Linked DNA regions of Mus musculus: region 1 is linked to region 2. Evidence: chromatin loops called from intact Hi-C (ENCODE). Cell type or tissue: left cerebral cortex. All regions are shown on one strand. Links, peaks and the distances in the headings refer to the core of each region. The heading gives the core; the rest is flanking DNA.

Evidence for each region. A loop is a pair of places that touch in the nucleus more often than their neighbours do. Peaks named below come from ENCODE experiments on the same cell type or tissue, not always from the same donor. Only the 100,000 strongest peaks of a DNase experiment are listed, where the experiment ranks them.
Region 1: a loop joins it to region 2, with 3 times the contacts of the local background. A loop is called at or near these places in 3 of 42 quality-filtered maps.

Annotation. Positions count from the first base shown.
Region 1 is chr8:81,338,081-81,344,620 of GRCm38, reverse strand. It overlaps Gm51582, which reads left to right and starts at 1,968. Exons shown (of 2, transcript XM_030243908.1): 1 at 1,968-2,367. The coding sequence starts at 1,979. Inpp4b (inositol polyphosphate-4-phosphatase, type II) reads right to left here and starts at 2,059. Exons shown (of 25, transcript NM_001024617.3): 1 at 1,824-2,059. In left cerebral cortex, for the core only: a CTCF peak has its summit at 2,961 (motif pointing left); DNase peaks (open chromatin) are centred at 837, 2,098 and 2,834; H3K4me3 peaks cover 1,659 bases; H3K27ac peaks cover 912 bases.
Region 2 is chr8:82,686,049-82,694,279 of GRCm38, reverse strand. No RefSeq gene overlaps it. Among named protein-coding and RNA genes, the nearest start is that of Zfp330, 84 kb to the left of the region's middle. In left cerebral cortex, for the core only: a CTCF peak has its summit at 4,713 (motif pointing right); a DNase peak (open chromatin) is centred at 4,761.

The DNA.
Region 1 (6,540 bases), core at 1-5,000, 1.3 Mb after region 2:
TAAAACGCCCCCTTTTTCCTTCCTTCCTTTATTTCCTTCTTTCTTTCTTTCTCTCCTTTATTTTTCTGCAGAAGCATTTTAACTTAGTGCAACTCCTACAGGTTTGAGTTTAAGGCCCATGTGCTGAGCCCAGAGGCACTGATCAATTACTGTGATTTCATGTCAATGTTTCCCTGGAGTATATCCCAAAGAACATGAGCTAATGTATTTCCTCCCACACCGAGTAAGCTGACAGTACCCACTTGTCCAAACCTCTCCTAACTCTACCTTTAACACAGCATCAGGCAGCCACTCTCTTGCTGAGTCTCTGAACCAAGTCAGATTGATAACATTCTGATTCCAGAACTCACTAAGAAAATTTCTGTGCGAACAAGTCCTCTAAATGTAGATGTACACCTATAAAAGGGGCCACCTAGTGCCCATCATAGGAGAGATGAACTCATCCCTGTCTTCTGCTCTTTCATGTATTTTATAGAGCTACACCTTTATAAATAACTTCTTTCAGACTGAAGGGAAATGTAAGCAAAATGTAATACCCACATAATGACCTCAAATGTCATTTTGGAAAGAGCAAGGAAGCCAGAATCAGGAGAAAGAAAAACATAAAGTAAGATGAACAAAGAAGACATTCTACATCATTTAGACCAGCGTGACTGAATGTCCCGCAGGGTTTCCCTGGTAAGTTGACGCTGCAGGAACCACATAATCAACTGAGCATCCTTTCCCTTAACAAACCTCGGTCCCCTAACAGCACTGCTGCCTCTCTCTCCTCTGGGGTTTTTCCAATAAGTTTTGTGTGGCTGCAACTATCTCATCAATATGCACATCCCTACCTATAAAGCTTCTGTCTCCAAACAGAAACCTCTGGGTGTCCTCTGGGGCAGAAACCACCTCCCCTGAGGGAAGCAAAATCAAAGGTGGAGAGGGGCAAACACCGGTGCCTCTGGTTCTCGCATCACCTAGAGCTAGCCAGTTGCAAGCCTGAAAGTCCATACTAGCAGCAGGCTCCTGGGTTTGCTCAGGACCCTTGTCCTGCTAGAGGGGCCAGATAAGCTCAAGTAGGCTGTAGTGCAAATTTGAGACTCCAGAGGAGCCTCTCATCACCCACTCTTACTTTGAAGCCCTGATTTTCTAACTCTTTCTTGACTTCTCTTTGGGGTAGGTAGAACATGAAGGTAGCCTAGGGGTAACAGGCCTGACTTGGGGGGGTGGTGTTGGGGGGACGGAGAGGGCAGGAGTTGCTGAAGGTGGGGCTGGAGATAGCCATGAAAAGAGAGCTCTTTAGGCAACTGCAACCCCAGCATGCCTTCCTTGTTCTAAGGACCAGGACCACTTCCTCTGAAGCAGGAGACAGCCAGTGACTGGGACTAGGGTTGAGAAGCAGTCCCTAAGCACTCCAGGTCGCTGCAGCACCTTTTAAGAACAGCTCAAAGGGACCATAAGCTGGGCCAGAACTCAGTGTCACCTGGGAGTTGGAACTCATATGTGTGTGCGTGTGTGTGTGTGTGTGTGTGTGTGTGTGTGTGTGTGTGTGTGGTGTTCACCCCAGACCAAGCGAGCTCCACTAGACAGTAATCAGGGTCACAGGGGTACCACCAGCAGCCAGGGTCCCTGGGAAGCAAGGCTGAAGGGACGATCTTGGCTGCAAGCTGGGAAACTTGATAAGAAACACACCAGCTGTCTCTCAGGCAGGACGTACTCCCCACCACCACCACCCTGAACTGTCCGATGCGCACGACTACAGCCTATGGATTCACCCATCCTCACCCTCCGCACCCTGCAAAATTCCCTCCCGAGCCCCAGGATCCCAGGCAGGATGTTACCTCTTGCAGAGGCTGAGTAGGGGGCGATAGCAGCGGCAGACACTTTTCAGGATGACTTTCCTGCGTTCTCCAGTGAAAGCGTGTGCGCCCAAGCAGAAGCTGTAACCTGCTATTTATAGCGGCGAGCTCAGCACCCGGGGCTGGGAACCCGGAGGATGGTAGCGTGCAGGGCGCGGGCCGAGCCTCCCCGCTCCCCGCTCCCTGCTCTGGGCTGGCAGCTCACGCTCCGCCCGCCGCCCCGCAGCGCGCGCCCGGGAGAAGTTGCTCCTCGCCCGCAGCTCACACGCCCCCTGGCACTGTCGCCACGTCCCCACCCCCAACGCCCTGCCTCTCTTCCTCCTCGTCTTAGGCTCACTCCCTCGGAGCGGTCTCCTCCCAATGTCACCAACCAGCCACCAAAGAGGAACAGCAGCAGTCTCGCAACTGGTGCAGCTCGCCTCCCTGCCACAGATGGAGTTGGTGGCCCGACCGCACAGCTCGAAATGACCACAACACGCTGCTTCTGTTTACTGACACCCACCACTCAGACTCTGCTGTCTCTGGGGTCAGCTGCCAATCCTGGGGTGCGGGATCACAGGGGCGAAGCGCGCGGGGCGGGGGGGGGGGGGGGCAAGGCAATCACAATGCGACCCGGACAGGAGAAGAGACTGCAGAAGGCGGAAATGTAAAAGGATGTGAGAAGGTAGCTCAGACTAGTCCCCACTGACTGTCCCTGGGAGGAGGATTGGGCGTTAGAGGAGTGTGAAGCGCTGTCCCACGTTCTGGTGACTTCTGCGTGTCACGGTCCTGAGAACTGCTTCTCCCTTGCCAGTGTTTTCCCCTAGACCCAGACTGAGCAGACCTGGGCACAGGGGCAGCCCACAGCCACTCCCCACCTTGCAGAGTGCCTAAGTGTTCCCAACCACCAGGCTCATGCCTTTGACAGCCTGGTTGTGTGGAGACAATCCGCCCTCGGTGTGTTTGAGGTGTCAGAAAATTTTGGTGTGTAATCACGCTGTCTGGAAAGAGACTGAAACTCCCCCACTTCCTCGCGAACAAACCCGAGGGGTGAGGGGTAGTCTGGATAGTCCGGCCTGTGGGGGTGGGGCAAATGACTCTCTCCATCTGCGCCTTACAGGTGCCACCTGGCGGCTTTCCTAGAGAGGTTTTGTCCACTCTGCTCAGAGGTAATTCTTCTCAGAGCTTACCCACAAAGGCACACTAGTCCTTTTTCTTCCTTGCAACCCTTTAAACTGGCACTCTAAATAAAGTAAAAACGCGTGTACACAAGTGTGACATTTGTCACACAAAGAGCCTGGAATCTTAAAGTCAGTGAAATCAATTTGGGTTAAGGCAGTGCTTAACAGTATTACAGTATTACAAAATGGGAAGCTGTGTCTGCCCCCAGCTGTCACCCCTGCTGTCACTGCCTGAATCGAGACATCCATTTACTTCCCAAGTATTTGCTACTAGATATTATCTTTGTTGATGAGGGCAGGGAGTTTGATGGTTTAAATTTATGTGTGTGGGGGCGGGGTGCTAGTGGTGGTGTGAGGGTGTCTTTGGTTGGTTCCGTTGGTTGATTGGGTTGGTTGGTTGGTTGGTTGGTTGGTTGGTTTGGGTTGGTTGGTGGCTGAGTTGGTTAGTGGGTGGGTAATTGAGTGGGTGGGTGGATTGGTTAGGTTGCTTGTTTGATAGGTTGGTTGAGTTGGTTAAGTTGGTTGGTTAGCTGGTTTGGATGGTTAGTTTGGTTAGTTGATTGGTTTGGTTGGTTGCTTGGTTTGGCTGGTTGGTAAGTTGTTAGGATTGATTCCTTTGGTCAGTTAGCTAGCTTGAATGATTAGTTTGTTTGGCTAGTGGGTTAGTTTAGTTGGTTGGGTTGGTTAGTTGGCTGATAGGTTGGTTGAATTAGTTCTGTTGGTCGGTTGTCTGGTTTGGTTGGTTAGTTCATTTGATTAGTTTGTTAGTTGGTTAGTTCATTGGTTGGTTGATTGATTGGTTGGTTTGGTTGGCTAGTTGACTGGTTTAGTTGATTGATTGGTTTGGGTTGGCTAGTTGCTTGGTTGGATTTGTTTGGTTGGGTTGGTTAGTTTGGTTTGGTTTGGTTAGATGTTTGCTTAGTTTGGTTTTCAGATACTTTCTTTAGCCTCTACACTCCCAGAGCTTGGAGTAGTATTGAATACACCATGGCTCCAACAAGTGCTTAGAGACTGACTCAAAACCCTGTGGGTTAGAAGCTGGGTTGCCTTCCTCTCACCCTAGTCCCCAAAGTCCTCCCTTGCTTTCTCTCCAATTCATTTCTGTTCTGCTCAGCCATTATGTCATCATAGGTGAACTGAAGGGGGAAAAGTGGGATTTTGAGGACCAACTTGTCCATTAGACCCTGTCACTCTTGAGGTGTTGGCTATGCACCTGTAACATGCAGTTGCCAGCCATCTTCATGCAATCTACTGGAAAAAATGGTGCAGATCATCTGCTGGCAGAAGTTCAGCCCAGAAAAATACACAGAATGGAAGACAATGAAACCGGAGCTCCAGAGCTTCACCTCACTAGGACTTATGCATCTGTTCCCTGGCCTCAGAGGAAAAAAAAATAGTGCAAAAGGAAGATGGAGCTCTTAGACAATGAGGTTAGATGCTGCCATAGAAGCATCAGAATCAGAAAATTGTTCCCTCTAAAATAGAGTTGTCAAGCAGAGTTACTGACTGGACAGGAACACTCAAAGTAAGGCGCCCCTCAAAAGCCCCAGTGTGATTAAAATTCAGACACAGGTCATTCTGACCAATCTCCTTCACAGAAGGATGTGGCATATATATGTAACTCAACTGGAAAGTTTAAAATAAAAGGAGGGGAGTGCTCTATCAGACCTGTGTACCACACAGCATTATAGAGATTTCCATCAGCCTGCTATGTACCTATTTTGGTTATTTGCTGTTACTTCCCCTGCTTAGGTCTGGAAGATGCCAGTGCTTCTGTGGCTTAAATTCATTCAACCTCTGCTTTCACAGCCCTGGAGTTTCAGCCACTTCTGCTGCTGAAATGAAACTCCATTTGCCAGGGAAGGACAGAATAGTTTCTCATTTCCTTTTGATATACCTTTATAGAGTCAAAAGTTAAAGGTGACTCCCAAGAGTTAGCATGCTCTCTAAAGCAATAAAATCAAGCCAGCGGCCATGAGTCTGGTATCACACCTCCTATGCAATAAGGTAGTTTGCTCACTTTCCATACATATATTCATTATCTTTAGAGAGGCCATCTGTGAGCATCTCTACTCTAACAATTTTTTGCCATTCAAAATTTCTTCTGAAATGTGTGGTATGGGACTTTGTCCTTAACCATAATTATCCATTCATGTTTATGATACTCAGCAAAGCAAGTCTTTGGTTTTGCCCATTTTTTTTCTCTTGTATGGAAAAGAAATTCTTTACTCATACCTTTAATCATATCCTGATTATAGTTTACCCTCTCTCTACTCCTCTCAGCTCTTCCCCACTGTATCCACTCCCTTTCTGTCTTTCATTAGGAAAGATAGACTTCTAAGAGACAACCACCAAACATTACAAAATAAAATACAATAAGATGAAGAAAAAACTACCATATCAAACTTGGACACAGCAACCCAACAGAAGGAAAAGAGTCCCAAGAGCAGGTACCAGAGTCAGAGACTCACTCATTATCACAGTAACATGTCCCATAAAAATACTAAGTTAATAGCTATAGTATACATGCAAAAGACCTATTGCAGGCCCTATGCTTGCTGCTTCAGTCTCTGTGAGCTCATGTGTGCCTTACTTGGTTCATTCCAAGGGCCTTTTCTCCTGGTGTCCTCCATGTTCTCTGCCTCTGAGGGAAGGGATTTGATGGAGACCTCCAACGTAGACACTCTCTCTGCATAATGTCTGGCTGTGGCTCTCTGCATTCATTCCCATATGCTGTCAGATGAAGCCTCTCTGATGATGACTGGGTAAGACATTTATCTACAAGTATATCATTAGAAATCATTTTATTGATTTTTTCCAGTAATATTTTAATTTACCCCAGATCTCTTCACTATCTAGTTTTTGGTTCTTGGTCACTTGAACTGTGTTGGGCATGGGTTCCTTTTCGTGAAGTGGGTCACAGATCAGATCACACATTGATAGGCTACTAGGCAGGACAGATTATAGGTCAGGAGTTCTGTGGCTGGATTGGTGTTCATATTTCTCTTTCAGTAGCCTGCAGAGCACTCTTCCATGCTAAAGAGACTAGAGCATACAAGTGAGGGTTCCAGATATACACCAGCTTGACTTTTCCATGTTCAATGAGTTGTGTGGGTGTTGTCCTCAGCAATGGGGCCCTGCTGTCACTTGGTGGAAAGCAGCCTTTTGTCTTAGCAATAGCTCGGGATGTTTGGTGATTTCCATGGGAACCCCTTAGCCAATAGCTTAATTGCATGCACTCTGATCCCACCAACGAAAGCTTTGCCTGGCTGTAAAAGGTGGTCAGTTGAGATTCCACACTGCCCATTTCCAGGAGTACTCATTAGGATCATCTTCATAGTCTAGGAAGTTTCACTGCACTCATGTTCACACCATCCCCACAAAGCCCCTCCCCAATCCCAGTCATCTCTCTTCAAATTCTCTCCCTCCACCCCACACCCTGCCACCTGATCCCCAGCCACCTGCACCCAACCCCACCTGGTTCCAATCTGCCCTTAATATCTGTTCTATTTCTTCTCCTATCGAGATTCGGGTATAGA
Region 2 (8,231 bases), core at 1,838-6,837:
TGTATTTAAAATTATAGAAAATGTAAAACTTAGTCTGGAATATTTTACATTTCATCTTCTTCAAATAGAAAGATTGAGGTTCTATTACTGCATTGATACTGGTCTGTGCCAAAGTTTGCCATTTACACAGTTACTAACTTTTCCTTTCTGTCCCTGTATGAAAAGTTGAGAGCAGCCCTGTTTCTTTGATGAACTAAAGACTAATTTCTAGAACAAATGAACACACATATCTTTGTTGTATGGATTTCCATTAGTGGTTAGCAAAAATTATCTGAAATAAGAAATGCAGGCTAACTTATGTCCATTACAGATAGCTAAGTATGCATAGGCTATTCTTGGGATGTTTCTGAAATTTCTCCAGTTTTGACATCATTTGGAATTCAGGGACAAGGCACTATTTCAGGGTCTCCAGCAATGTAGTTCTATTGCAGGTGCACAAGAAATAAAGAACGAGATACAATACTCTGGATCCCACAGGAGTTGTTAAGAACTTAAGACCAGACTCTACACAAAGATTGCATACAACACAGCTCCCAATTAATAAAAACAACAACCAGCCCCAACATTCACTGTTAGAGGTTAGAGTAGCTGTGACCAGAGAGTCCTCTAACGAGTGATTGGAAGCTGAAAGTGTATGGAGTGTTTAGATGCTCCCTTCTAGCTTCTTTTCAGACAATTTACTAGGATGATTGACAGAGAATTGCTTTCTGGATGGTTTTCCCTTCTGGAACTTTCCATAGCAAAGATTACTTGCATAAAGGTGTGCACAGCTGAGGATCTCCACAGCCGAAGTTCCTCCATCCATCCCTCCTTCATATAGATTCATTCATCCTTCCTTCCTTCCGTCCACAAATCCACAGATCTGTGCATGCTTCCATCCATTCTTGTATCCATCTATCCAGTATTGGAAATTCAGAAAAGTGATACACTCCCTGCTTTTGTGAAGATATAGTTAAGTACACCATGAGTGATGCAGTGAGCACTGGAAAGAAGCCAGAAGTCAGTGAGTGCCAGGAAGGGAAAGAGAAGTCTCTCAAGCTGACTAAGAAATGCCAACATGAGCAGGGTATGTTCAATAGGGCAGCATCTGTGAAAGGGATTAGATAGTACACGGTTCAGAGTTCAGAGCACACTTAGCCATGAGGTCAGTGTGCCCGAGGCAGAGCAGGGAGAGGTTAGAGATGATGGGGCTAGAGAAGAAGCTAGGAGTGAGGGTATGGAAGGCCGTGAAATCATTATCCAGTCTGGGAGGAGACTGGGCTTCCAGGCACTGTGCCTGCTGCCCATGATGAATGGAATGAGGATGCAGACTGGTGAAGCCATCATAGATGTCTAAGTGACAGATGGCACCGTTTCAGTCTGTGGGTTGGTAAAAGGGATGGGAAGGATTCTTGGGATCTGATTTTGTAATATAGTGTCTGATAGCTCCAAGGAGATTGATTTGCTGAGACTCAAGCCAGATCATTCAGAAACCACACTATTGCCTATACTTTTACTTACCTTGATTCAGGGTCCTGCTGCCCCTGAAGGCCTCCATGGTTGTGAAGATAATGGAACTCATGCCTTGTTTGGCTAGACTTACACAAAATCTCTGGCAAATGAGGCCTAGGAGACCAAGGTCTTAATGAATTGTCAGTAACAATTGATGACAAAGGCTCAATGTTTCTGCTTAGATGCCTGATGTGGGGTCTAGGGCAAAGCTGTTATTAGGAATCCTAGAAACTTGGTCAATTTTGGATTGATGTTTTATATTACTGAACCTTCTGGGTAAACATGGATTTTCAGCCTTTAATTAGAGATTTTAAATAATGACAAATGGACCTAGAATTTTCTCAAATATGTGTCTTTATGAGCCAGAAGTGGGAAGTTATACGTTAAAAGGAGAGTTTCATTCCTCTCTCTGGCTCTTTTCTTTTCTAGACTTTAGTGAGTGACACGCTTTGGCTTTACAAGTTATTGGTGAGACGTCCCAAACACCAAACAGAGAAAGGACACTCACTTCAAATAAGGCAGTGAGGGAGAAGGCAGACAGCAATACCTGAGTCATTTTCTCACCTCTCTTCTTGATGCTCAGTACCGCACAGCATTGAAAATGAGTACGGATGCTGAACTTTCATTATTTAGCTTAAAGCCCAACATACTTGGGTTACAGTCAGAATGGGAACAGCATTCGGTAATCTCCATTCACATGGTTTGTGTCTGCTGTCAGTCATGGAATCACCATTCTTACTGACTCTGTGGCAGAGGACCACTGTAGTATGGCACTGACCACTGGGGAAGCCTTCCTTTACCGTGTACCACTCGAATTCTTCCCAGTTTCCCACTCTATAAAAATAAAATATGTCACAGCTCTAAGCCTCTTTATATCAACTGCTTTGTTTTCTTTGGGACTGTTTTCCTGGAAATGTCCCCAAGTGTATCATTACTGGATGACATATAGTAAAGAGCTTTACAGAAATAATAATAAATAACAACAATAATAACAAAGTCTGCTTCCAGACTGCTGCTCAGGAAGCTGGAGCTGATCTTCCACACCATGGTGTTATTTCCTCTGTGTCATAGTGGTAGAAACTTAAACTCTTTAATTATTTTTCGCTGTCAGTTTGATAAATGGGACCTATCCTGTTGTTTGGGTCTTCACCATCTTTTCTTTCTATTTTATCTTTTTAATTTATTTTTATACTATTTTAATTTATACTATTTAATTTATTTTTATACTCAGCAAGCACTTCTTGGTATAAGCAATAGTGTCTGGGTTTGGTGTCTACATGTGGGATGGATCCTCGGGGGCAATCTCTGGATGGCCTTTCCTTCATTTTCTGCTCTACTCTTTGTCCCTGTATTGCTATTAGACAGGAGCAATTGTGTGTTAAAATTTTGGAGATGGGTCAGTAGCCCCATCCCTCATACGGAGGGCCATGACTAACCTCTGGATATGGTCTCTACAGGGTTTTCCCTCTCCTTTGTTGGACATTTTGGCTAATGCCATTCCTGTTGGGTCCTGGGAGCCTGTGACTTTCCTGGCATCTGGGACTTGCTGGTGGCTACCCCGAGTTTCCCATCCCCCATTGCTATACACCTCTGTTCAATTTCCTGGCCCTCTGTACATCTCCTCCATCTCCTCTCATACCTGATTTTGCCCCTCTTTTTCCTCACACCCACCTCTCTTCCTCCCGAGTCCCTGCCACTGTCTACTTCCCTTGATTATTTTGTTCTACTTCTAAGTAAGACTGAAGCATCCACTCTTTGGTCTTCCTTCGTCTTGAGATTCATACATTCTGTGAGTTTTATCCTGAGTATTCCACACTTTGTCTAATACCCACTTATCAGTGTGTATATACCATTTGTGGTCTTTTGTGGCTGAGTAACCTCACTCAGGATGATATTTTCTAGATCCATCCATTTGCCTGAGAATTTCATGATGTCATTGTTTTTAATAGCTGAGTAGAATTCCATTGTGTAAATGTACTACATTTTTTGTATCCACTCCTCTGTTGAGGGACATCTGGCTATTGTAAATATGACTGCTCTGATCATAGTGGAGTATGTGTAGTTAATATATGTTGGAGCATCTTCTGTGTATATGCTCAGGAGTGGCATAGCTGGGTCCTTAGGTAGCACTATGTCTATTTTCTGAGGAACCGCCAGACTGATTTCCAGAGTGGTTGTACCAGCTTGCAATCCCACCAACAATGGAGGAGTGTTTCTCTTTCTCCACATCCTTGCCAGCATCTGCTGTCACCTGAGTTTTTGATCTTAGCCATTCTGATTGGTGTGAGGTGGAATCTCAGGGTTGTTTTGATTTGCATTTCCTTGGTGACTAAGGATGTTTAACATTTCTTTAGGTGCTTCTTGGTCATTCAAGTTTCCTCAGTTGAGAAATCTCTGTTTAGCTCTGTTCCCCATTTTTAATAGGGTTATCTGGTTCTCTGGAGTCCAAATTGTTGAGTTCTTTGTATATATTGGATATTAGCCCTATCAAATTCATTTGGAATAACAAAAAAACCCAGGATAGCAAAAACTACTCTCAACAATAAAAGAACATTTGGCAGAGTCATCTTTATCGACCTCAAGCTGTACTATAGAGCAATAGTGATAAAAACTGCGTGATATTGGTATAGAGACAGGCAGGTAGATCAATGGAATAGAATTGGAGACCCTGAAAAGAACCAACACACTTGATCTTTGACAAAGAAGCTAAAACCATCCAGTCGGAATGGTGCTGGTTCAACTCGAGATCAGCATGTAGAAAAATGCAAATTAATCCATTCTTATCTCCCTGTACAAAGCTCAAGTCCAAGTGGATCAAGGACCTCCACATAAAATCAGATACACTGAGTCTAATAGAGGAGATGGTGGGGAAGACCCTTGAACACATGAAAACAGGGGAAAGTTTCCTGAACCGAACACCAATGGCTTATGCTCTAAGCTAATGAATCTGTAAGTGGGACCACATAAATTTGCAAAGCTTCTGTAAGTCGAAGGACACTGTCAATAGGACAAAAAGGAAACCAACAAATTGCAAAAAGATCTTCACCATCTTTTCTCAATCCTTGTAAACTCGGGACATGGATCCATGGCAGAATGAGAGCATCAGCTTTTTCTACACATGAGTCCCTTACTGGTGAACACTATTTTGCAGTGTCTTCGGCTTGCTGTGTTAGATTCAGAACCTAGTGATAATCCTCAAAGTTGTTGCTCCATAGAGTTCTGCTGCCTGTCAGAAGAGGGCACTGTTTGCTTGTATTGAGGCAGAGGAAACAAACCTGGAGCCATTTAGGGAGAGGGATGGCTGCCAGAGTCAGTCCTTGACACCTATGCTCTGTGGGAAAAGTGGTTATGACTGCAGCTCCATTCAAGCATGGCGAATCCTGTTAAACATCCAGTTTCCTATAATTCCACCAAACCTTTTAGGGTCCTGGCTGCCCAGGAGACCAATGAAATAATTTACATTGATGACATCTGGGACATAGCATCTGGGTGGGTACAAGACAAAACAACAGTTTACCCAGAGATCAGATGTGCAGCATGCAGGGACCCCGGCAGGGCACTGTGGAAGCACAAGATTGTTAGGGCTTGAACAATGGTAGATTCAGGAACTAAGGAAACTGGAATAGCAACTAGTTCACAAGTAGAGTTTAGAATAGATAACATTCAGGCTGGGCATATTTCTTTTCTTTTTTATTTTTATTTATTTTTATTTTTTTATTTATTTTTATTTTTATATTTTCTTCATTTACATTTCAAATGCTATCCCAAAAGTCCCCTATACCCTCCCCCAGTCCTGCTCCCCTACCCATACACTCCCACTTCTTGGCCCTGGCATTCCCCTGTACTGGGGCATATAAAGTTTGCTAGACCAAGGGGCCTCTCTTCCCAATGATGGCCATCTTCTGCTACATATGCAGCTAGAGACACGAGTTCTGGGGATGCTGATTAGTTCATATTGTTGTTCCACCTATAGGGTTGCAGACCCCTTCAGCTCTTGGGTACTTTCTCTAGCTCTAGATGACTGTGAGCATCCACTTCTGTATTTGCCAGGCACTGGCAAAGCCTCATCGGAGACAGCTATATCAGGGTCCTTTCAGCAAAATCTTGCTGGCATATCCAATAGTGTCTGCATTTGGTGGCTGATTATGGGATGGACCCCTGGGTGGGGCAGTCTCTGGATGGTCCATCCTTTTGTCTTAGGTCTAAACTTTGTCCCTGCAACTCCTTCTATGGATATTTTATTTTCTATTCTAGGGAGGAATGAAGTATCCACGAGTTGGTCTTCCTTCTTGATTTTCTTGTGTTTTGGAAGTTGTATCTTGGGTATTCTAGGTTTTTGGGCATTAGTGAGTATATATCAAGTGACTTCTTTTGTGATTGGGTTACCTCACTTAGAATGATATCCTGCAGATACATCCATTTGCCCAAGAAATTCATAAATTTCTTAAAGGTTTTCTTCTCTCTCTCTCTCTCTCTCTCTCTCTCTCTCTCTCTCTCTCTCCCTCCCTTTTCCTTTCTCCCTCCCCCTCCTTCCTTTCCCTTCCCTTCCCTTCCCTTCCCCTCCCCTCCCTTCCTTCCTTCCTTCCTTCCTTCCTTCCTTCCTTCCTTCCTTCCTTCCTTCCTTCCTTCCTTCCTTCCTTCCTTCCTTCCTTCCTTCCTTCCCTTCTCTCTCATTTTTAAACTCACATATAGCTGCTGCTGCTGCTGCTGCTGTGTGTGTGTGTGTGTGTGTGTGTGTGTGTGTGTGTGTGTGTGCACTCTCGAGTAGGGGAAGAGGAGATGGAGCCCAGTTGTGAGAGCAGTTGCCTAATTTGCACAAAGACCTGGGTCTGACTCATAGCTTTACATAAACCAAGTTGTGGAAGAATTCAACTCCAACCCCAGTACTCCGGTAGCAGAGGCAGGAGGGTCAGAAGTTCAAGGTCATTCTTGGCTATATGCTATGTCCAGGGACAACCTGGGACACATGAGAGCCTGTCTCAAAAAACAAAACAAACAAAAACAAAACTAAACCAAACTACAAAAATACCCCCCACAAAGTCACTTATCAAATAGCCAGGTGTACTTTTATTAGAAAAAAGTCACAGAGTGCTTTCAATCTGGTGATTTCCTTTTATTTGCTACTCTCCTTCATTGCTCCCCATGTTCCAAGGCTACCTCTGTAGAGTGTGACTATGATATCGTAGGTATTTGTAAGCATGGTTTCACATAAAAGAAACACTCATCTTCTCTGGGAGAGGGATCTTAGAACACATATTATCTCAAAACTAGTTTCTAATTTCCTTTTCACTGATCCATAATACTCTTGCTTCCAAGAGTTCAAACTGGTATATCTTAGATATTGTATTCAAGCTGTAATATCAGTCTCAACGAATTAACTATTATACTAATAAGAGATAATTAGATTTTCAATTTCCACTATTACGGAAACTGGAAGTCAATGCTATGGTACTTACAAGTTTGTACAGACTTAACTGTTTCTGTAGGGAGTACGCTGGAGGTAAAATTTCGAGGTCAAATCTAATGAGCACTTAAAATTTTAGTAGGTACAATAGGTCAAACTGTCCTCTGAAAAGGGGAGGAAGTAGGTACTTAAGACAACAACCACTGGAGTCCCTGCCAGTGCTGGACAGAAGGGAGACCTCACAGACTTTCCAGGCAAAGCTTTGAGCAGCAGTTCTCCCTTACTTGGCTATTCTTACATCATTAGAGCATTATTTGTTTCGTTACTGAAACTCTTGCTGTTCTAATGAAGACCTGGTAAGTCCCATGTACTTACTGTACCTGTCTTAGGATTGAGTAGGCTATGGTAGGAGGTGCTAAGTGTCTTATAGATTTGTAGGAAATATAGAAGACATGCTCTTCAGACCAGTGTGAGCCAGAAAAATATTTCCTCTGTCTTTTGCAGGCCAGGCTGCTCTTGAATCCAGCTGGCATTACACCTAAGACCTTGCCTCAGTCTCCCGACTGCTGGAATTGCAGGTGTGTGTCAGATGCCTGTTCACTCTTCCCACGAAGCCTGGGTCATATCATTTTACTCTTTGCTGACTTTTCCCTATATGCCCCAGGCAACTGGAATAAATCGCAAAGGCTTCACTTGAGCTTTCTAGGCCCTTCTATGGTCCAAGCTCCACCTCTGCTTCTCCCTCTCCTTGGTCTCTTTCTGTTGCACCTCGCTCTGGCTTAAGTGACCCACGGAGGGAAGAAGCTTCATGTGAAACCCCGTGAGGTCTCTGCTATGTGATTTCTGCACTGGAAGCTTTGCTTTAACTAACAAACCTCATAGAGCTCAAATAGGGCTGACTGGGATCAACATTGGACAGAACCATCAAAGGTCAAGTGCACAGGAGCAGGACTTGGAAACTTCAGCAAACGTTCAGCCAGAGGTTCCATCAGTCGGCTGTGGTCTAGGGGATGGGGATTTACAAAAGGAGATATGGAGAAGGGGGTAAGATTTAACACATGTGCAGTACATGCACATGTGAAATATCACACTGATTTCAATTACATTAATAGCATTTCTCAAGTCTACAAACTTAAACGGAGGCTGTTATGGACTGTAGGCTGTGAATTATCCATGGGAGACAGAACATTGGAGCGCTGTCAACATGAAGATGTCCAGAAGGAGCCTCACTTACGAGAGCTCAACATCTGCTACTTCCTCTGGGATTGCAGCTTTGACCACAAACTTGGCCCAAGAAGTTCAAAGACACTCCCCTAACTAAGCAAATTATTAGTTT